3 separate regions of the Mus musculus genome follow, and regions 1 and 2 are each linked to region 3. Evidence: chromatin loops called from intact Hi-C (ENCODE). Cell type or tissue: gastrocnemius. All regions are shown on one strand. Region 1 holds the start of Shisa3 (shisa family member 3). Region 2 overlaps Gm33293 (predicted gene, 33293). Region 3 overlaps Phox2b (paired-like homeobox 2b).

What was found. Hi-C counts contacts between places; a loop is a spot of excess contacts. Peaks named below come from ENCODE experiments on the same cell type or tissue, not always from the same donor. Only the 100,000 strongest peaks of a DNase experiment are listed, where the experiment ranks them.
Region 1: it touches region 3 in a loop (4-fold over the local background); 4 of 42 quality-filtered maps call a loop at or near these places.
Region 2: it touches region 3 in a loop (2.2-fold over the local background); 18 of 42 quality-filtered maps call a loop at or near these places.

Annotation. Positions count from the first base shown.
Region 1 is chr5:67,604,093-67,612,092 of GRCm38, forward strand. Shisa3 (shisa family member 3) reads left to right here and starts at 3,791. Exons shown (of 2, transcript NM_001033415.3): 1 at 3,791-4,592; 2 at 6,944-8,000. The coding sequence starts at 4,316. The coding sequence ends at 7,383. In gastrocnemius, no CTCF peak of the experiment used is centred here; DNase peaks (open chromatin) are centred at 3,251, 3,771 and 4,296; H3K4me3 peaks cover 2,241 bases; H3K27ac peaks cover 282 bases.
Region 2 is chr5:67,218,566-67,226,565 of GRCm38, forward strand. Gm33293 (predicted gene, 33293) reads right to left here. Exons shown (of 2, transcript NR_169035.1): 2 at 2,308-3,745. Among named protein-coding and RNA genes, the nearest start is that of Gm33293, 9.1 kb to the right of the region's middle. In gastrocnemius, no CTCF peak of the experiment used is centred here; a DNase peak (open chromatin) is centred at 4,197; H3K4me3 peaks cover 590 bases.
Region 3 is chr5:67,087,216-67,095,215 of GRCm38, forward strand. It overlaps Phox2b (paired-like homeobox 2b), which reads right to left. Exons shown (of 3, transcript NM_008888.3): 3 at 7,182-8,000. Among named protein-coding and RNA genes, the nearest start is that of Gm33167, 7.5 kb to the right of the region's middle. In gastrocnemius, no CTCF peak of the experiment used is centred here; a DNase peak (open chromatin) is centred at 4,722.

The DNA.
Region 1 (8,000 bases), 520 kb after region 3:
CATATTTTGTTTCTCAGCCCTTTCTATGTTAAGCTCTCTTCTCTCTCTGTCTCTGTCTCTGTCTCTGTCTCTGTCTCTGTCTCTGTCTCTGTCTGTCTCTGTCTCTCTGTCTCTCTCTCTCTCCACTTACTATATATCCAAAGGAATATACGAGAGAGAGAGAGAGAAGCAAACAACAAAGTTTGATAAAGGAGGCTACAGTACCGATCTATGATTTATGGGACTAACCCTAACCCTAACCCTAATATAGTAGAACTCAAGGGCCTGCATTTTATCAATAGTGACGTCAGAGAAAGTGTGCAGTTTTTTTTTTTTTCTTTTTTTAACCAAATGGACCAAGTAGGTTTTACTGGGATGCTTGTATCTGAGGAACATAAGGAAAAGTCTAAAACCTAAAAGAGATTGTAATACAAAAGGCTCTGTACTAAAGAACATTTTTTAAAAAGATATTTTCTTTATATACATTTCAAATGCTATGCCAAAAGTTTCCTATACCCTCCCTCCGCCCTGCTCCCCTACCCACCCACTCCCTCTTCTTGGCCCTGGCTTTCCCCTGTACTGGGGCATATAAAGTTTACAATACCAATGGGCCTCTCTTCCCAGTGATGGCCGACTAGGACATCTTCTGCTACATATGCAGCTAGAGACAAGAGCTCCAGGGTACTGGTTAGTTCATATTGTTGTTCCACCTATAGGGTTGCAGACCCCTAAACAAAGAATTCTCACCTGAAGAATATCGAATGGCTTAGAAGCACCTGAAAAAATGTTCAGCATCCTTAATCATCAGGGAAATGCAAATCAAAACAACCTTGAGATTCCACCTGACACCAGTCAGAATGGCTAAGATCAAAAATTCAGGCGACAGCAGATGCTGGTGAGGATTGTGGAGAAAGAGGAACACTCCTCCATTGTTGGTGGGATTGCAATCTTGTGCAACCACTCTGGAAGTCAGTCTGGAGGTTCCTCAGAAAGTTGAACATAGTACTACTGGAGGATCCCGCAATATCTCTCCTGGGCATATACCCAGAAGATGCTCCAACTGGTAAGAAGAACACATGCTCCACTATGTTCATAGCAGCCTTATTTATAATAGCTAGAAGCTGGTTTATTTTTTTTTTATTTCTGCATAAAACAGAGTTGTGATTCTGCCATCCACCGTCCCTTTACTCAGCTGAAATTATCAGCCTGCTGCCATCTCATCTTCTCTGGGTTTTTCCTTTTTTCTTCTCCCTCTCCTTCCCCCCTGAACTCCCCCCCCCCACCTTTCTAGTGTTTAATAAAGAAAAACCCTAGACATCATACCATGTAGCTCATTTCCGATAGAAATTTCCTGAAGACCACAAGAGAGAATAGGCTGGGAAAGTGATTTCTTAAGATTGTGTTATTCACAAAAATAGGGGCTTTTTGTTACTGAGACAGGGAGAAATGTAACATGTCTAAAACATGTACATGATACTGTGGGTGTGGAGTTTTGGTCACCTTTCTCCAGGGCACTCTCCCAAAGGCTTTGGGGAGGGAGTCTCTGGAGACTTATAAATCTTTACTAGGAAAATAAAAACAAAATCTTTGAAATCGCAGATATTTGTAAGCCCACAAAGAGGCAAATATCTTTCTGAGAGCATTGTTTATGACTTTAAAGGCTATCAATGTGTAAAGTTTGAGGGAATCTTTCAGCACAAGCACCCCTCACCTATCCGTCCCTCTCCTAACCTGAGGGGCTGCTTATTGTAACCTGAAATCAGTCTGGATCCAGGACGCAAGAGAGAAAAGCACAATGCACGGTTGTTTTAGTGTTTGCAACTTCTCAGATTTATGGAGTATCAACTTATTTAGAAGTTTGGTTATTTTCCATTAGCAAATATCATCCAACTAAATTTGAGCAGAGCACCCTCTGAATAAGTCAAATAGACAAGGGCTCTAAATGAGGAAATTAATTATAGCCAGTGTCCCAGGGAAAAGAACCCCTCTGTGGCACAGAGAAATGTAATTAATGGGAGGGAAGTGCCAACAAATCACTCCTTAAAATATTAACGCTATCAAAGAACAGCTGGAGAAGGAGGAAACTTGACCCTTGGGGGACTGATGGAGGGGCCGTGGCTGCTGTACAGTTTCACACAGTTGTGATGTAATGAAATTCCTCAAATCGTAACTTAAAAAAAAAAAGATATTAAGTAGTGTGGCTCTGGAAAAGTTATTAAGCGTTAGTGTGTCTTCGAGTTTGATTATTTTATTATGATCCTTGTAGCTCATATTTGCTGTGGTTTTAAATCTTTTTCTCTTTATTTTCCTGAAAACAAAACCAACCTCCCTGCTGCCCCTAAAAAACTGGTTTGGTTTTTTGTTGTTTTTTGTTTGTTTGTTTGTTTGTTTTAAGCAGCCTGAAAGCCCGGTGACAGCATTTTTTTTCCTATATAAATAAAAATCCATTAACCACGAAATTTCTACTCCACATGCTTCAATTAAATTCTTAGTTAAGGAAATTTGTTTGCCTAAATGTAATTTGGCTTTACTTAACAGTTTGATAACTTATTATTGCCCCCCAAACATTTATTGTGGAGCAATGCAGTTATAATTTTACACAGTCCTACTCAGTAGTGGCGTGTTGGGTATTTATTTTTATATTTAAATAACAATCTCAATATTTAAGACCTGAAGCTAGGAGTGGTTCTTTACCCGGGATGGAATTTAATTTAGATACTTAAAAATAAACCGTTTTATTCAGCACCGAAGTTTTTCTAGAAGCCTCTGGGACCGTGGGCAAGCTGCGGGTGTAATAAATACTTCTGACCGCGTATACTTGTGTTGGCGGTGCTCTGACAAGTTCTTCCATTTGTTTCAGGAGACTTGCTAATATCTAAATCGGTGACAGGGTGTTCAAAGCGTTTGACAAACCGTGTGGCTGAGACGAACGTCCTCACACGTACCGAACCAATAAACCCCGGAGAGGAAACACAGGTTGCAATAAAAATAAAGTCTTGAGGTTAGCACCGGTTTCACGTAACTCTGGCTTCACAAGGCTCTCCCTCGGCTAGAGGAGCCATGCCCTGCAAACAGCCCACAGGGGACACATCATTTAAATAAATGTGTTTCTTTGCCCGAACAGAAGTTCAGATAGGCTCGATTATCATTAATTCTGCTCTTTTATTTCCTTTGCGGGCGCGGAACACCGAAATCCTGGCCTTTGAAGTGAGGCTGGCGGGGCTGACCCGGGTCCTCCCCGGCGCCGGCTCAGCGGTGCGGGAAGGAGGCGCCTGAGCGTGAACTCGTGGAAGCTGGAAAGGAGGGGTGAAGGGGTGGGAGTGAGGTGCAAATGTTGGTGACCCTAAAAATCAGGTTATCGGAATCGAACGAATCCTCAGAATCGGCGGCCCAGGGACAAACTGAGTCTGTGCACAAGCCGACAGAACAGTTAGGGGACTTCAGACGCCACGCTCGTTTTTTAAAAGAAACCCGTGGAACTCAAGCGCGGCGCAAGTCCCCTCGTGAGCTGGCAGGCGTGGACGGAAGCGGGACCGTAGTCTTCCTCATCCTTCTGCAGGTTTTCCCCTGGCTATGTGACAGCTAGGTGGCAGGCTCGGCCTGGTCCCCTCGGGGTCACCGCCAAGGCCCGGGGTAGCGCCGTGGGTGGGGGCGGAGGGGAGACGCGCGTGAACCTGCGGGCGTGCGGACCGCATCGCGGTGCACCCGCTGTGATTAGCTCGCGCGGCGACCCCGGAGGGCGGACTTTCCTCACCCTCGAGTCTCCTCCTCCCTCTGCCTTTTTAAGGGACGCCCTCCAGGCAGAGCTGTCAGCCACCCCAGGCCCTCTGCACTTGGCCGCGACTGGGCTGTCTCCCGCCTGCGTGACAGTCAGGGGCGGGAGCGGAATTAGCCGTTGGTCCCCGAGACCTGCACGTGGAGAGCCAAGCTCAGTTCCCGGCTCTGCCGGGTACCGGGCGACAGCCCACGATTGGGACATTGCCCGGCCCTGGAGTTGGTCGTTCAGGGCTCGACGGCCCGCAAGAATAGCGGCCTGGCCCCGGGTGCTCCTAGCGCGATGAGCCTGGCTAAAGGCGGCCGCTGCTTCAGTCGCAGCCTACGCGGTGGCCTCCCGCGATCCCTGGTCCCCTCACCCTCGCGCACCATGCTGTCCTCCGGCCAGCGGAGCCCGCAGAGCAGCCCACGCCTCCTGCCCAGCCGCTGCTAACCCACGAGAACGCGTTCTTGACCGGGAGGTCAACCGGCCGCGTGGTGCCTCGGGGAGGCGGAACCTTGGTCCCCCGGAGCTCCGGCTCCGCCCTCGGATTCTCCAGCTGCCACCGGGCGCGGGGCGGCGATGGGGGCGCTGCTGGCGTTCTGTCTGCTCGTGGGCTTGCTACGTTGGGGCCCGGCGGGCGCGCAGCAGCCTGGGGAATACTGCCACGGCTGGGTGGACGCGCAGGGCAACTATCACGAGGGGTTCCAGTGCCCCGAGGACTTCGACACGCAGGACGCCACCATCTGCTGCGGCTCGTGTGCGCTGCGCTACTGCTGCGCGGCAGCCGACGCCAGGTTGGAGCAGGGGGGCTGCACCAACGACCGCGGAGAGCTGGAGCATCCTGGCATCACCGCGCGTAAGTGCGGCATCCCTGGGCGGACATGGCTCGCCCACCCGACACAGGCACGCCTTACTAGCTCGGGCCACAAAGTGGACCACCTCTGGGTCTGGGGATTGAAGAAAAAGAGGGTGATCGTATTTCAGGTCAGGGGTCCTATCGCTTTGCAGTTTGGGTCCCGGCTGCACGTGATGCCCATGGTTCGGCCCTAGGGAAAGTTTGCAAGGGTTCGCAGGAACTGCTGGTCTGGCGGGAACCTGGTGCTTCTAGGGTAGACAGCTGGAGCTAGGTTGGGTTTCCTGGGCGCTCTGGTCAAGTGGGGGAACTCCGGAAGTGCGGGTGCCAGGGAACTCGACTCTGATCACCCCCTTATTTTCTTTTGTCGAGTAGTAGCATTTCGTCACTCTTCCAACTTCCTTACAATTCTCTGCATCCAATTACCCTCTCTAGTCCACCCCCTATTGTCACGCTTTTCAGAAACACCCAAGTCTTTGGAGGTGAGGATTTAAAATTCCGGGTCACAGGGATTTCTCAGGCCCCCTATTCTCACGTCGGAAAACACGGGTCAAATTTCCGCTCACTTGTCCACTTGCTCACTTAAGAGGTGAATAAATCAGGACCCCAGCTGAGGAAATTTACACCTTGAAAAAAAAGTTTTCCACTTGAGTTGGAACATCAGGGAAACCTTTTAAGGCTCAAGGCGAAGGTTTTACTGCCAGGAAACCCGAGAAGTGTGTGGAGCTGAGAGCCTGTGTCTCCCCAGGACTGGGAGGTGGCAGTGTGGGGCCTGCACACTCTGATCCCCAGAAAGACAGGGAGAGAGAAGCAGGTCCTGTCGTCCAAATGATAACTGAGAGGAGGGAGGGGTCAGCATCAAACAGGGTTTTCCTCTGGGGTTTAATTTTGGCGGGGAGGGGAGAGTGTTAAAAAGCCCACTTCTGAGGACCTGGGAAGTAGTTTCTAGACTACATAGCAGAAAGCAGGAACTCAGGGCTATCTTAGCATGTTAGAAAAACCAAACTTCTCTGCTTCTCTAGGCAATGCTAAGCCTGCCTCCTGAGTCGGGAGGGGGGTTGTTCTCCAAAACAGAGACTAGAGGATTGGAGCATTCTCCCCACTTACTGAGTCTGAGATCAGGCCAAACCAGATGGATAGTGCTCTGCCTCCTGCCAGCACTTTAACCTCTGGTGACTTAACTACGCTGGGCCATTTTTCGAATTTAAAACGGGCATATTGCCATCAAAGAGTCAGTTTATTGATGACAGTAGCATACAGCTGTTTGACTCCAGTGCACAGGGAGTGCAGGCCAACTTCACCTGGCCTTCTATACCACTGGTACTCACACAGAGACGGAGACAGGGGGGTGGGGGGTGTAAGGGATGCCGAAGAGCTCACAGTTAGCAGCCCATGGGTAGCTGCTACCTGTCCTACCCTGGCTGAGTCTTTAGAAAATATATGTATTTATATCTGGATAAGAGGGAGTTGCTATCTCTCAAGGCCTCTGTGATAAAAGTTCAACCTGATACAGAAAATCAGGCTCGAGAGCCTTAGTAAACCCACGTGTCCAGTCTGCTGCCCGGAAGCTGGAGCCTGCCTCTCAGTGTGGTTCTTTCACACAGGGGAGAGACCAAGGCAGCTGCCCTGATACCTCTGGAAAAGAAAGCCTTATTTCTATCTGCCTTTTAGAGATGGAAGCAAAGGAGAGTTTGTTTGCTCTGCCTTGGGGATGTGCTCAGAAAGAAGTCTGGGTCACCAGTACTGAGAACTACACACTGTTCTTTCTGTGGGTGGGAATGTAGACACAGAGGTATGATGTCTGGAGTCAGGACTGATGGTTTGTGAGATGGTGGGAGACACAGTAAATTGGGGCTCACTGTGGATTGCTTTCTCCTGCTCTTTCTAGAGCTCTGTAACACCCCGGGGCTTCATTCAACAGGCTTGGTTCTCCTGGCTTAGACAGGAAGCATTTGGACAGGAGATGGATTGTCAGTCTAGGAGATGGGTTAGACCTTTAAGTGTCCCACCATGATCAAACCCCTAAAACCTAGATTTAAATGCACATTCATGGTGATCCCCCAAACTTACCCTCTCCCTTCAGTGCACCAAGAGGACGATATAGGCTTTCTGACCTCCAGATGTTCAATATGATGGCTGATTGCTAACAGAGGCTACAGCACCAGTTTGCTTCCTCCCTGCTAGGAGTAGCAAGAGCATTCCATCACCATGGTTTGTACTTTGGGGGTTGCCAGTCACAGGCAAGCTGACAGCCATGATGAGCCTCTGCCTCCCGTCTCTAAGAGGCCAGAGCAGAGGGTAGGGTTTGAGTGACTTGTACCCAGCATCTGTGTATGTCTGTTTTTGCCTTTTAGAACCTGTCTATGTCCCCTTCCTGATCGTCGGCTCCATCTTCATCGCCTTCATCATTTTGGGCTCTTTAGTGGCTATCTATTGTTGCACCTGTTTGAGACCCAAGGAGCCCTCTCAGCAGCCCATCCGCTTCTCGCTCCGAAGCTATCAGACAGAGACCTTGCCCATGATCCTCACCTCCACCAGCCTCAGAGCAGCTTCCAGGCAGTCCAGCACCGCTACCAGCTCCAGCTCCACGGGAGGATCTGTGCGGAGGTTCTCCTTTGCCAGGGCTGAGCCAAGCTGCCTGGTGCCCTCATCACCCCCACCTTACACCACTGGTCACACCATACACCTAACCCAACCGTCCGGTTTCCTGGTATCACCCCAGTATTTTGCATACCCTCTCCAGCAGGAGCCCCCATTACCTGGGAAGAGCTGTCCAGATTTCAGTTCCAGTTGACGGGGCGATGGCTGTGAATAGGCCACACAGGGAAACGGCAGCCAGCCAGGTGGAGTGCTGCTGTCTCGGCCAAGCCACGCTCACTTCTGAAGAGATGTGTGGTAACCCACCATGCTCATGGAAGAAAGGGCTGGAAAGACTCAGCACTTTCTGGTCTTGAGATTCTTGGCTACAATGACAGGAGGTCTGACTTAGCAATCATGGCGAACGTGACAACCTAGTCACCTTTTGTTAAAATAGTCAGCAGCTTGATGTTCAGTTTGCAAGTTGAAAGAAAATATTTTACCAGACAATTCATCTACCCTTTGTAGAAAAACACCCTGTGTTCCTTTTCCTGAGTTGAATTGTAGTACAAATATATACATAAATAAGGACATACACTTAACTGTAATTATAAAGGTTCACTTAAAAATTAACTATTAAGTAAACTCGAAGGGCCAGTGAACTACCTATTTATAATTTTTGGAGCAACCTAACTATAAGCAATATTAGTATGATGAGAACAGTTACTTCTTAAATTAATAACAAACTTTGTTTTAAAATATGAGTTTTCTTTTTCCAAAATACAAGGTTTCACTAACCACCTGGGAAGCTTAGAGTTTTAAATATAAACTCAG
Region 2 (8,000 bases), 130 kb after region 3:
AATGGCAGCTGCTCACACATTTCCTCATTAAATAAGCATCGGGATACCTGCTGATTGAAGCCATTTTGGGTTTGGATGGGAATGGATCTTTAAAGCCCTGCCCATATGTTAGCCTCTATTCAATTCAACAGCTTTGCTCTGGCTGCCTCTAAACCAAAGGCTATTAAATTCTTATTAAAACTTGAAAGGTAAAATGGTGTTGCATACCTGCAAAGAATTGGTGTTGTGCCATTTTTAGCAAGCAATTTGAAAATTTGGGACCAGAGCACTGGGTCACTCAGAACATTGACAATTCCCTCCTCCTTGATAGCTTTTTGTTTAAATCACCCAGCTAAATGGGAACACGAGATAGGGTTTCTTTAAATTATTTACTTTGCATTGCCATTTAAACCCTGGGAAAAAATTTCTTACTAAACCACATCATTTTCAAAAATGATAACACTTGACAGTAACTACCAAGATAATCACCACCGTAGAGGAGGTAACGACAGTAAGTTAATGGTGCTGTTATTGGAAATAAAAATGTTATCATTCCTTATTGCACGAGTGTTAACATACGCGTTAAAAGATTTTGGAAAGCACACTTGCTCACTGTGCAATGGTGAATTTAGAATGAATGGTGGATTTAAAATATCATAGCTATTAGGATATGTAATGGATTCTGCATGGCTTGCTTAAAATATGAGTAGTTATCCAGAGAAGGACAAGGATAGGCGGACTACATAGGGCTGGGGCTATAGAGCTCAGTCAGAGAGCAAGTGCATTGTACCTAGGACCAAGAAGTAGGTGAAGGAAAGAAAGGGGGAAGGGGGGGGGGCAATGGGATAGAGAGGGAGGGAGGAACTCCCAGTATAGGCAGACTGAACACCTGAGGGCTTCCCTCAACACTTCCCACCTTCTCCTTCCCCTCCCCATCACTGAAGCTTGGATTCTCCCTCAGTTTGAATCATTTTCATCTCCTCCTTTGGATGTGTGATGGGGATTATACAGATAACTCTCAAGAACAACAATCCCCCATAAAAAAGAACTCCCACTGTCTAACTATCCAAGGAATTGCTGGCGTCAGTTGAACTGACCTTGAGTTTACTCTGGCTTGTGCAGGCATTCCCTTACCAAACTGTGTGCTATCTGTGGGAGAAGCAAGCCACAAGAGCTGCAGTAGATACCTTTAGGGTTTCTTTTTTTTCTTCTCATTTCATTTCTCCTTTCCTTTCTTTCTTTCCCTTCTTTCTTTCCCTTCTTTCTCTTACCTTCAGTTCTCTGTCTGTCTCTCTCATCCCAAAGAAAACTAGAGAAACACATCACTGATTAAGAGAAAGGAAGGAAATAAGAAAACTCTTGTTCTCTCTGCCTTGAGTGTAGTATGACTACCCTATTATCTAGTTGGCCTTAGTTTTCTCCTCTAAAACATGGAACACTAAACTAACCTAAAAATTCCCTTTCTGAACTGTAATTGTGAGACTTAGAAGAATTAGCACCTGACAAGGCCAAATGACTTACATCTCGGACCTAAGTACCCAACTCACATCGGAAGGCTTAAGTGGACATAGACCATGGCAGACTACCTGGTCAACAGAAAGGCTTTGCCATCTCCCTTAATCAATAAGGTCTCTGCTCTTATCAACAATAAGAGTAATCAGATAGCTTTACTATATGTCCAGAGCATATTGAGACCCCAAAATAGGAATTTTATCAGTGACCATTTGACATGGTTGATGGGGTTCTGAAACAGATAGACAGCACTCTTCAGTGGTAAACACAGTTCTACCTATCTATTTATTGATAGAAATGTCTTCAATGTGCTTTTCATTTATTATGATTGGAAATGATAAATAAATTTCATTTGTTGGTGTGCTATGGTGAGGTGTGTGTGTGTGTGTGTGTGTGTGTGTTGACAAGTTGTCTTGTCACAACAAGGGCCTCTGTGTACTTGACAAGTTGTCTGCTGCTGATTTAGACCCTCAACCCCACAGCATCCAAGCTCTCCTTCTTCATCTCTTCATACCTTCCTTTCCTCTCTGTGTCTTTAAGTAGACTTCATGGGCACCATACAGATTTGTAAGTTAAGTATTGGGATCAGGAGAAAGTGAAAGAACAATTAGGAAATGTATATATGCTTTGTTTTATATAAATACTTAGGATAACTATTCTTCACAGATTTGCTCTTTGTCATGGTCTACTTGAAGTTCGGCAAATAATTTAAAATGTCTGACATCACTTAGGCACACTGCTGTCAAATAGAATAAGATAAATAAAATGGTATTGGAAGACTTAAAATGTTAGGCAGCCATACATTAAGTTAAAATGTTTAGTACTTGGAAGCCAGATTTATTAAGACAAATAATGGCGAAGCAAGGGTTTCCTAAGGTTCCAGTTGCCATTTTAAATCTTGTATGGTGAGAGAATGTACAAAATTTGCAAATTATTTTAGCTAATAAAGAGTGCTTAAATAACTGTAACCACAACTTATGTGCTTCATTCAAAACTAATATAGCCAGTAAGTTAATAACAGTAATTAACTCACACTGTACCATGCTCTCTTCTATACATAGTTCACAGCATACATTTGATACTTAGCCAGTTTGGAAAAGCCAACCACAGAAGGGAGCCGGTGTTCTTGTGACAGATATAGGAAGGAATCTTCAATCAAAAGAAATAAATGTACTTCCCTAGGTACTTGTGTATGCTCCCACAAGATCTATGAGCTCATAGGACACCTCAGATAATTCTTAAGAAGCCAAGAAGGGCAGCTGTGATTTCTCCATGAAGATTGCTCATGAATCTTTCAAACTGCCAGGTGAGTCAAAAAAAACACTGGCTAAAGGGATTCTCAAAACCGAGCACATTTTGAGCGTGAGGATCAAGAAAATAGAAAAGACAATTTAGAAAAGCGGTTGGCCAGTGTGTAAAACGTGACATGTGACATGCTGTGCGTGCTAAAGAACTATTTTTAGTAATGAGGAGGAAATGTTTAAGTTGCATTTATTCACTACGAAATTGAGTCAGCTAGCATTCTGAAAGATCTCTGGGAGTTGCGGGCTCATACTCTTTTTGCAACTTCCTTCTGCTACTTCTTTTAGTGTCTCTTTTTGTTCACCTCATACAAAAGTCCATTCGTCAAGTTCAAGCATAAGGACACGGTGCCAGTGAACATGTGGTTGTTAAGAAAGTGAGTTCACATCCCAGCATGGTGTCCAAAGAGGTACTCCCAAGATTAACAGATGGAAATTCTGTACCAAACTCATGGGTCTCTGCAACCAGTCTATTTGAGGAGAATTGTCTAGATCAGACCCATATTCTATTAATAATAAAGCCTTCTTTTCTTGTGTGGTTCTTAAGAGGAAGCACGGGCACCCCCAAGGGGGAAAAAAGTACCCAAAGCCACTAACACTTAGCCACTCCATGGGGGAAAGGTCAGACTACTATTGACAAGTATGTAAAGACACCCCCTAAACCATGGGAAAACATGTATAAATCGTTTCGACTCACTGCATTCACAACCCATGGAAGGGAATCACAAAACTGCACTTTAGCATTGTTGGCCTGAAAGGATAACTATTTATCATCTTATAAGACAGCTCGAATGATCTTTATCTACTTTGCCCACTTTCTGACCCAAATTCAGGGTTTTTATGGAAAATTGCAGTCAGTTTGATTGATGAAATCCAAAGATGTCTAAAAAAACGGCACCAAAGATCTCCAACTGTGCAGACTCCAACCGAGGGCTTCAATGTTGGCATTGTTCCTGAAGGCAGGAAAAAGAAAGAAAGAAAGAAAAAGAAAATGTTGAGAAAAACAGGCAAAAGTTGGGGAATTTCTGCTTTAAAAACTTCAAATTTCAATGAAGATGCCCAAACGCCATTATCCCTGTTCACACGTGCGAACCGGGCGGACATCAAAGTATTTCCCACACATCACAACAAAACCGGCTTCCTCTTGAACCAATCAACCTTCTTTGTAAGCAGCTGAATGGAGGTTGTCTACCGAGCGAGCAGGTCTCAGAAAGGCGCTCGCAGCGTGTAGCCCGGGAATTGGGGAGCCGGGTGGGAGAAGCTGATCTATATGATCACCCCTTCCACCCGCATTTTGGGACTTTGAAATGTCCTGAGGAGTCGCAAAGGACTCTGAAAGCCTCCCTGTTCCGGGGAAGGGCAGCCAGATCGCCCTCTGCTCTCTGAGTCCCAGCCTGCCCGCGGCGCCACCATTAATCCAGCGCCAGACCCAGGCAGAGAAGCACCGGCGCCGCGCCGGATCCCGCGGAAGCGAGAGACAACGGTCGTGCTGAGCCAAATTTCCGTCTAGTTTAGGGGTCTATGCCCTGTAGTGAGATATTGTCACCTGCCTAATTGTTCTGAGAGCTCCTCCTCCCCTCCCCCATTAGCAATAATAGCGAGATCGAGCCTCCTATCGGGTTACTAGGCCCGGGAGCTGATGAATGAACCCCCTCGTAGGGGAAAATCTTGGGAGCTGTCTTCTGTCCTATTACCCAAGGGGGCGGGCTATAAATCTTCCTTCATTTTAACCACATTTACCCTCATCCTCCTCGGGGCTAGGGATGCTGCGTTAAGATTGCACTGATGTGCCAACGCTCTGGACCAGCTGCTCCTAAATACAGACAGGTCCTTGTCAATTAAGGCTTTGAGAAGCAGGTCCTCGGGGCCCTGGGGCATTGGAGCAGCCAGCAGTGTGCAGCCCCCACAATTAGTATCCATTTGGAAGGGACCTTCGGGGCACAAATGCACAGGCAACGGAAGAATCAAAACACCAGGCAACTTCAATTCTGGAAATTGCTCTTGTAAGTGTTGTGAAACTGAACAGACGGCCCCCAAGAAGGGAGCTAAGATTTCTGGTGCGGAATGAGCCTCTCCTGCCCCTCTTCCCAATATTTTCCCCCTTTGTCTTTCTCTTAGCACCGCAGTAGATGGGGTTAGTGGATGGGGGAGGGGTGGAGTGGGGAAATAAATACGTTCATTTGCCTGCTCTAAGCTAAAGTTGTCCGTTGATGTCTTTTTTGCGGTCACCTCAAGCAGCTGGTCAATCTTGCCCGGACCCTGGCCTTTGGCCCAGGGGGCGCTGGACAAGGCCGCGCTCCAAGGAGAAGAGCTGCGATGTATCAGGTCAGAGGGGCCAAGCCGCCGGTGGGCCAGGCCCAACTTTGGCCTCTGCTAAACAAAACCCAAAAGGCCCAGGGGCCTGAGCCACCACTAGGAAAGGTGTTTGTTTAAGTGATTAGGGGCAGTTGGTAGTTAGGGGCGGAGAAAAGGGCAGAGCTTATGACACAGAGCAACTTAGCTGGACAGCAAGGGTGGACATTCAGAGAACATCACTGTTTAAGAATGTGTGACCCCCACCAAGTTCAAGAACAGAGCAAACAGCCCAGGCCATTAGGGACAGCCGTCAAACGAATGGCAACAAAGCCAAGAGGAGCACTGAGGGGGAAAAAAATGTTTCAATATTAAATATGGGAAAGTATTAGGGACTGGGGTGGGGTGGGTCAATGAAAGTCAACAAGAGAGTAGGCTTAAACAAAGAATTTAATATAAAAAATGCATAAATCTGCAAGGGAGGCAGCCCCGTAATGAAGATAAAAGAACCAGCTCCGTCAACATTCTGTGATAATGGCACCATAATAGATAGGATCGGGTCGCTAACATTTATCACAAAGTTAAGAGAATAAAAGGAAAGGCAGCCAGCCTCCTTAATTGAGAACCTGCTGGATGAATTCCATGGGCCACACGGGATGAAACCCCATGAAGCTAGTGGCCTTGTCAGCCTTGTCTGTTTCTAGGAGAAAAGTGAGTTGCTTTTCCTTGGGGTTGAAGCCCACCCCACCCCCACCTTCAACCCTCCACTTCTGATACACAGACCTTCCAAAGTCTTTTCTCCCAGCATCCACTGGAGCTTCCTCCATTTCGGCAAAGAGTGGCCCTTCTTAGGAAACGGGACTCTATTTCCCTAATCCAACTAAGCTAACAGATCTCTAGCAATGAGCATCCTATGAAAAGGACGGCTGGAGTTTCCGATATCTTTTTCCTACCGAGAATAAAATCAAGCATTTCTTCAAAGGAGAGAGCCAGCCAAGCAATTTCAAAAGCTTCTTGCTTTCCTCACTCCCTGCCCCCCCCAGTTAATAATGCAACTTATTTCTAATGAAACTCCAGAAAGTGGTTTCTTAAAGTTCAGTGAAGGTGAATGGAGCAGTATTTCCCTGAGACCTTATCTTCTCTTTAGTAGCTAAGGTAGATGCTGAATTCTAGAGAGAAGCTGTGCAGTCCTGACACCCAGCAAGTGTTACACTATTCCAGTTGGAGACTAACAGCCGCCCTCCACAGTATTCTCTAATTCCTGCAGAGCCACAAATACATACATAAATAAACACATGCATGCATTCATACATGCATACATACATACATGAAATCATACAAGAAAGAGAAAGTCAGGCTGGGGAGAAGGCTTGCCCATTATGAGAGCATTCTGCTCTTACAGAGAACCTGGTTCCAGTCACAAAACCCCCAGAGAGCAGCTCACAACCACCTATAACTCCAGATCCAGAGACCCAAAGCCCTCTTCTGGACTCCATGGGTACTTGCATTCACATGTGCACACACACACACACACAGACACACACACAATCTAAAAAAAAAATTTTTTTTTAAATTAAAAAGCAAATATATCTCTGGAAAGCAAGAGAGTACAATGTAGAATCCTGGATTATTATTTGTCATTTTTAAACTCCCACAATGTTTGTTAGTTTTCACACATGATCTGAATTGGTCATTGGAGCCATTTTATAAGTGAAAGGCAGGTAATTTTTCTGGGTGGTAGGAGTTGGTTTTGATTTTTGGTTTCGAGACAGGAACATACTATGTAACCCTGGCAGAGATCTGCCCGCCTCTGCCCCCAGCACATAGGCAGGTATTTGATATACCTTCTGCCTTCTGTGTACGACAGGAAATTGGTTCCCAAAGAGTAAGTAAGCCAACTTAGCTTGTAGTCTAGAGTAACACGCAGACCCCCCCGGTCTGCAATGTGTCCATCTACACACTCCTTGTACTTTGTCCACTGGCCCAACCAGAAAATGATGTCTTCCTGAAGTCTGTTGTCGCAGGCACTCATACACTCTCTCAGGGAATAGTCCATCCTTTGCTGCCTCTAAAGAACACAAGGAGACTTCTAGAGCGTGACACTTCCTAACTTCCATCTCATAGAGCACACCACTGAGGCTCAGAGCCTTCCCATGCCTGACCTAGGCCCTTCGTAGGAAAGTTTGGTAAATTCAGGGGAAGCCCGCACTGAAAACCCTCTAGTATCCACATGTAAGTTTCCTCCTAAGAGAACCAAGTACCCTGAATGCAGTGAATTCCGATTCTTTTGTAATTCATATGGAGCTATCACAGAGCACCTGTGGAATGACTTAAAAGATGACTAACGACCAGTAAGGAATAAATAGAATTAGGAACACTCATGAGTGAGTCACTGCCAGGTTACACTTACTGTCAATGACGCGGACAATGACAGTGTGAAAACTATGCACCAGGTATTTGGATAGTTGCTCATTTATTCGTGCTATTATTGTTCTGGCTTTTTTTGTTGTTTCGTTTTGTTTTAATGAGTCTCACTATAACCCAGGTTGGAACTTACTATGTAGCCTACAAATTCCTGATCATCCTACTTCAGCATCCCAAGCACATTTGGACATTTATGCAACCTTTCCGTCAGTAAACACAAAGCAAGCAGAGCAGAGGACAAACCAGCTGACCTCATGGAATCCTAAAATTATCCCGTGTGTTGTTGTTGTTGTTGTGTTGATTGTGATACAGCTGTTATATCAAAATCTTAGCAGCTACAACTGTGAGAGGAGCAAGCCTGGGGTGGGGAGGGTGGTGGGGAGGTGGGGGGGTGGGGGAGCAGTGGGACCTAGGCTCAACAAAGTAGCTTATGCTAACAATGCCTGGCCCAGTCTTTATTACAACCTTCTCTGATGGTGGTTGGGGAGGGTG
Region 3 (8,000 bases):
GTATCGATATACAGGATATCTATCTGATATGTGACCCCTGTGGCGACCCTGTGATCAACCCTCCCCAAAATGAGTCGTGACCCACAGGTTGAGAATCCCTAGCCCAGCGCTTAACAAAGTGATGAGGCAGCTTTGTAATTGTACATGAAAGAGCACCGGAGCATCACAGACTACACACCGAAGAATCCCAAGTCAACAGAATGAAACTTTTCAGCTTACGAAGAATTCCTGTAAACATTTTGAAAAAGCTTTTAAGTCTTGGTGTGATATTTTTTTTTCCTTCAACCAAAGACAATAACTACCCCCCTGAGGAGTTTCTGTGCAAGAATGGTCCTAATATGTGATCCAGAATATAAACTGCTAAAATATCTAGATATTTTAATAGGTCCCTGGAATTTCAACAATAAGACTAGAGGGAAATCATATAATATTCAGCAAAAGCTACATGCCTTATGATTGTCCCCCAGTGTTTCAAAATAATATTGAAGAACAATACATTCTTTCTATTATCAAAAGAGAGATAATTGATTTAGAAGACAGTAAAAGAAAAATGAGGGTTTTTGGGTTTTTTTTTTTTTTTTTTTTTGCTATCTTCTCTGTTCAGCTTTACTGTGGCCTGACTAATGACTGAGGCAGAAAGTGTATGTGAATTATGGCCACACGACATCAGTGATGTGGACGAAAACCAAGAGGTAGTCCCTTGCTTGAGTCTGTATTTTGAACTGAGTCTAATTCACACATTGAAACCTCCCTGCTATAAGGGATGCCAGGACATCTCTGTCCCTCTTTCTGCTCTTGCCAACACTTTCCTGAGGCATAGCTAAAGGCAGTGAGTGCTGTGTTCTAGGCAAAGACTCCTCTTGACCTGGGAGGCTCCTCCTGTTGGGACTTCAGTATCAAAGTGGGCGTGGAACTCAGCCCTGGTCCTTATCCACTTTGAAGTCTGCAGCAAGTAGTTCTTTTCTGTCCTTGGAATGCCCTTCACATCTGTAAAATGAGAGCAAAGACATCTGCATTCAGGATACTTGCTTGAACAACTGCCTCAAGACAGTACGTGCAAAATGGCTAAGAGTATGTGACATACTGGCTAAGAGTATGTGACACATTGAATAGTTTTAAAACGCTCTGCATCTAGGCTGGAGAGATGGCTCTGGATCCCCTCCACACACACACACACACACACACACACACACACACACACACACACACACACCGAAACTAAATTTAAAGTTGTGGGGGTGGAGGAGGAGGCTCAATATCCTATATCTCAAGCAAACCAGGTTTGTCTTCCACTTTTGCCCACAGTGACCCATCACGACAGCCTTAAAGAAATTAAGTTTTACACCAAGCTCTTCCTGTTCTGGAAGCTGACACTTAAATCATCCAAGAAGCCACCCAGCAAGCAGTAGTCTGCTCAGTTCCATGATGAAATTACACCCAGGTAGCAAGTATTCATTCCCTGTGATGTCTGGCTTTTCCCATAAGGGGGTCTTTGACATGGACAGATAGCTAAAGTAACAGTGATAAAGCAGTGGGTCTTGGGATGTTTCAACCAACCAAATAGCTTCAGATTCAAAATGTGAGAGAGAGAGAGAGAGAGAGAGAGAGAGAGAGAGACTAAGTAGCTAGGTTGATGCAAACTTTCTTTCCTGTGTTCTTTTTAAAGCTGTTTAGATAATTTGGTTGCAGGCTAAGCTTTGAGTGAGATCCTTGCTTCCGTGTTGTTAATCGTGCAACCTTGGGGAAGACTCCATGCGTCAGATCTCAGGGGTGTGGAAGAGGAAGGGGAACACTGTCCTCTTCCTGTAGGGCTTTGCTGAGCTTCCGCACAGTGTCAGGATCCTGTGACCATGAGGCATAGAGAGTCGAAGCCCAGGATTTGCAGACACCTTCAGGTCTCCTCACCCTGGGCTAGCACTTCTGCCTAGCCAGGAACGTGTGAAGTCCAGGAACAGCAGCCTCTGGGTCTCAACCCTTCTGGAGATCCTGCAAACCTTTCTTAGGGATCCTATATCAGATTTCTGGCATATCAGATATTTACATCACCATTCATAACAGTAGCAAGATTACAGTTAGGAAGTAGCAACAAAATAATTTTATGGTTGGGGGTCATCACAAAACAAGGAACTGTATTAAAGGGTCAAAGGCTGAGAATCACTGTCTTAGAGTTTTCTTTGGATGGCTTTGAGGGCTTGTTTTATTCTGTTTTATCTTTTGAAGAAGCGGATGATACGATTGAATTTTCTTTGATGTTGCTTGTACCTATAAAGTAAAATGATTACATATTCTGGTACCAGAGACATAATTCCATGTTCTCATCTGCTGGCCTGTAGCTTCGTGTGTGTGTGTGTGTGTGTTTGTGTGTGTGTGTGTTCTATGGGCCCCCAGCAAAATGAGTCTAGTCAAAACAGCATGCTTCAATGCAAAACACCAAATGAAGTGGGAGAGATTAGAGGAGATGTGGATCAAATACTGTAAGATTTAAGTTACACTGGTCTAAACACTGAATATGTCTATTGGTCAACTTGGTGACTACACTTAATAACAACGGAAAAACTTTAGGTGATCTCACCTCAAAGAAATGCATATAGATAAAACTGTGAGTATGTAAGTAAGGTTGAGATACCAATCTTCTTATAATGTATGCATAGTTTAGGATATCAAATTGTATACCATAAATACGTGCAAACTTTGCCATTTTGAAAAACTGTAAATAAAACAAAATCAACTGAAACAAAAGATATCTGAGGAAGAGAGCATGGCTCTAAGAGAAAAGCCAGTTAACGTTGTCAGAAGATGTTTGTAATGAACTGGGGTGCATCTCTGTAGTAGAGAGCCGTTACCTAGAATGTGCTAGATTTGATCTCCAACACCACAAAAAATGCAAACGATTTTTGATATAATAAGGTATATGCCTCTTTATTGATACATTCAGTAATGAGTTACAGCAACTAGGCTAGTAAGTATCATAATAATAAATAATAATGAATGTAAATCATATGTCAAGACAGCTAGAAGGTCCACCATGAAACGCAAGTGTCTGTAACTTCTACTGATGACCAAGTCGTGGTACTGACAATCACTGTGGTATCTGTGTTGCCTAAGTTCATCGTTTAGGCTCATGTGGAGGTTACTGCTCTGTTCCTATGCTCTAGGTAGAGTACACATGAATTCCAAAGTGAGGAGACCCCCAGTTAAGCTAAAATAACAGGAACCCAGAATGTCTACCATAGTGATAGAAACCAGGTTCTGACCCACCTGCCTGCCTGTATACTGAGCTATACAGGTCTTTGCATGATGCCTTGCTTTCTCACAGGGAAACACTATTGTATGAAGATGGCTCATCATTATACAGCCACCCGGATTGAGGACAGCCATCCTGAAATCAAGGCCAAAGATGAAGGGCTCCAACGGAGCCATGTGTCTGTCATGATGATGATAAATGAGCCACAGGGGTTGTGTCTGTTCCTGTTGACAGACCAGTGATCTGCCCTTTATAATATGAATACTCTTTTTCCTTTCTTGCCTCGGGCTACTCCTTGTCTTGTCTATTTATGTGGAGATGTAACTGGGACTAGGCTGTCTTGCAGAAAACTGACTCCCTCCTTCAGAATCCTCCAGCTTGCTCCCATTCAGGTCTTGGGCTTCACTGGAAGTTCCATCCACAGCCCTACTCTTCTGCTATCCTTTCTAACACTCACCTGCCTTTCAAGGTCTCTTGGGTCTGACAGCATGCAATCTCATGGGCTAAAACGAAGCCTTTCCTGTCCATGTGAAAGAACGTGAACTCTAGAGACAGATCAGTTAGGACTGGATCCCTCGTGCACACTAACCCTGGGCATGTTGCTTAACAATTCAGTGACTCACTTCCTTCTTAAGAAAAACATGAAAAATAGACCTTTTCCCCATAGAGTAATTGTGGAAGCTAAATTCCTTAAAGCCTGGAAGCTTTAAACAGTACCTAACACATAGTGAGGAAAGCCCTTGCATGATTCGGGTTTATTGCTATACCTCCCTCACCCAAGTTCTCCTGTCCCGACCTTTTCACTTATACTTTACAGCTATATCTATGCCCATATCCCTATCTATCTTATCATATATCTACATCTAATCTATCTAATCATATCTCTATATCTCTATATATTATTTGCCCATGCTGCTGACTTATTTGAAGATACCATCCTTTCCTCACTGGGAAGAGAAAGCAACCTGGCAGGGCCCCTTTTGACTTTCCTGTGTGAGTGTTAACCGTTCACTGTAGTCATGGTTACCATCCCATGCTTCAATACTGAATGTCCCTAAACATTTTTGGTAACTGAGACCCGAGCTAGAAAAATCAAGAAAAAGACCTGGGGGAGAGAGAGATCTAGCCATCATCATTATCATCTACTGGAAACTGACTGCCATTCCTGTAATGGATTTACTTAGTCACCCTACCAACCCTCGATCTGTATTATTATTCAAATTTATAGTTGGGGGGGATCAGGCTCAAAAGTATTAGGGTATTTTGCATTCCAAAAATATCTGTCTTGAAGGTAGGATCATTTCCCAGTTAGCCATACAGCACCTTCCTCAAGGTTTGAGGTAAGTGCAGAGAAGCACCTGGATTGTGCTGTGGGTTATCAGTTGCTCTCTGCAGCCACTTGGGCTCTCTGGACTGGACTGTTTTAGAGGAGACTTGGCTTCAGGATGGCCATCTGGCAGCAACTCACGATGCTTTTGTGAAGTCACATGTGGTCTCCGGGGTTGCCAGGAAAAGGGATGGCTTGATGAGCCAAAATGCAAATTCCACAGGAGAGGGAAAGTGAGAGTGAGCTTGTTCACACTGTGCGGGACTCCAAGGAGATGACACAATGTGAGAGACACGGAGTCCTGCCTGCCAGTCTGCACCATCACATTACAGGGACTGTACTTTGCATTTGATAGAAAACTTACCTTCCAACAATGTCTTCCTTAGGTCATTAAGAGAAGCAGAGGTGACTCAAGTTGCATGTAACCCTTTGGGGAGCTCCTTCTGAGGAGTGGGAGTTTTCTCACCAGCCCCCCCAGCCCCCCCAGCCCCCCCAGCCCTAGGGTTTTTCTTGTCTTAGCAACAAGACACTCAAAGTAGATCTAAACTAGGAGAAGTGAAATCTTTTACCCATCCCTGGTGGCTCCCATCTGCAAAGATCTCCAGGGTCTTCACTGGTCTTTCCAAAAGCTCTCCTGTCTGATGTTTCCTCATGTATTTATTTAACGCACGGTTTTTGAGACACAGTCTCATGTAACCCAAGCTGGATCCAACCCATGTGTCAAAGGCTGTCTGATCCTCCTGCCTCTGTTTCTCCAGCACTGAGGTTTACAGACATGACCGCCACACCAGGCTTCACTGGTTTGTTTGTTTGTTTGTTTGTTTGTTGTTGCTGTTGTTATTTTGTGGTGTGTGTGTGTATGTGTGCGTTTCATGTCTCTCATCTTCTCCTTCTCTCTGCTGGTTTTGCCTTCTCTAAGGCACTTGTCCCACTGGCCCTGCCCAGGCCCAAAGAATTTTTACCAAATGGGCCTCACTGACAATCTTCCTCTAGTCAAACTATTACCTGCTTTAAATACACTTTAATCAATAACTTCCTTTTCTTTGCTTCTGAGTTACATTTATAACTAAAGAATGAGCCCAAAGACATCTAGTAATCACTGGTATTTGGACCAGAACAATTAAAGGCTCTGTTTATAAGCAATGTAGACTTAGCATTTACTAAGGGACATTTAGAGATGCATTTTGTTTGTTTGTTTGTTTGTTTGTTTCAAAGAGTATTTGAAAGCCCTTTTCAAAGATACCCAGAAGCTCAGTTTGACCCAAAGTTTTGACAGTCTTGGGAAGGTATATGCACATATAATGTTTGAAATGCTTCCCTTTCAAATAAAAGAATCACTATGAGATGGATAAATACACTTGAAAATCAGAAGTATAGTTTATGATGATTTATGTTCACAATCATGGTTCAGCAAGCTCTGAATGAACTAGCTAGCCTAGCCCTGATAGGCTCAAACAAAGCAGCAGCTTATATTCAGACTAGAGGATGCAGGCTATGGCTATGCCTCCGGTAAGGGGACTGAGTTGTTGATTGTTAAGGCAAAGTCAAAAACAAAGTGAAAGGTCAGAAACTCATATAAGACTCCTGTTTGGAAAGTGACTCAAACAGTTCAAGAGAAAAAGAGGCAGAGTGGTGTCCTGGGGCTGTCTTGATGACCTATTTATTTTAAAAGGGAACCACTATAGCTATCAGAAAACACACATACACCTGCTTCCAATATACTCAGGATTTTAAACTTTCCCTTTGAGTTTCTTACGAAGTATACTGTTATATAGTACAGTTCATCAACTCTCATAATCTTAGTAAACCTGGTTGAAACCTGTCACTCAACCTTACTCAGAGTTAAGATTCCCGAGATCCAAGAATGTGCGCACACAAATCCCCAAGTGGTGCTGATACTTGGGGTTCTGAGAGCTACACTTTTAGAACTACTGGAATAAGTTAACTCTTCAAGAACATAGCTAGAGTTCTATTCAAAGGTTGGCATTACGAACACATCAATAGGAGGTCTCCTGAGCTGGTCACCCTTTCCGGTGTCCCCTCACCTCCATTCAAAAGGCAATGAGAATAGGAGTTGCACCTGCTGTGTGGTCCCACATGGAGGAGATAATGTAGAAAAGCACTATTGTTATGTGCTGTGCCTCCCAAAGTTCAAGTGATGGTGCTGCTTCCCCAGCACACCAACACTGCAAGCAATGCCTTGCCCACAGAGAGGTACCAGGATAACTCTCAGTGGCCTGGAGACTCTGGATCACCCAGAACTGATGCTATAAGTCCTGCAGGACCCCTGTACACAGAGCCCTAGTTTTCACTTCAAGTACCCTTCAGACACCAGTTCCCAAATCCTGCCTCAGATAACCCTCCTCAGATAATCCATGGTGACCAGGAACATCATGTGTACATTTTTATTGGTGCTGGATGTTCCTACTGAGAAACAATTTGGTACAGAGCAGAAGTACTCCTCTTCCCCAAGCACTAAAGTTCAGGTTTGGCTCAATTTGGATGCTACGAGGAGTTGCCCTCCCAGTACTTACTACCAGTTCTTCTGCGCTTAACACTTTAAAATTAGATTGATTTAAATAAGAAAGCTCAAGAGAAAGTCCAGAGAGGTTACTTGCTTAGACTTGCTTTTTCTTTTTATTATCAACAATCAAGTTAATGGTACACTCTTGGAAAACTATATGCACATGTAGAAATATTTCCCCTTTAAATAGAAGCATTCATTATAACACGTATAAATAAATTTGAAAATCTGAAACATAACTTATGACGCTCATGTTCACAAACATAGTCCCAACGAGAAGAAAAGGAAATCAGACAGACATGCACCTGATAACAAAAATATATACCATTGTCTGAACCTGGTCTCTCTAAACACAAAGGAATCGAACCCGTGAGAACCTTATTACGTCATAAAGACACACCATAAAGACTACAAGAGGAGAAAAAACATTATACGGTCACGTAGAGGAGACGGTCTGTACTGAGAGTAACACGATACAATTGAGTCACAGAACACAGCTGTAGAAAGACACCGAAAAAGTTAAAGCCTCAACATTCAACTAATATCTATAGTTTTGTGCCTTTTAAAATAAAAATTTAAAAAAAAAGCCCAACAGAGATGTCTAAACTGCGCATAGAAGGAATTATCAATATACAGTCTGTCCACCCTACAGGAGGAGTCCAGCTCGGATCACTCAATCAGAAACGCGATCTGAGACACTTTCTGCAAACTTGTGTGTGCCTTCCCCTTGCTGGGTAAGACTGATTTCTCTGCAGCCAGCTATGTGGACTACAACTGACTCCAATGCAAAGCAGTGCCAAAAAAAGTTCCATTAAAGCTGGTGGAAGAAGGAAATGCCGGTGGGGGTGGCGGGAGAGAAAAAACAGGAACGCTGTGAAACATGAGACACGGTTTGCAGAGCTGGA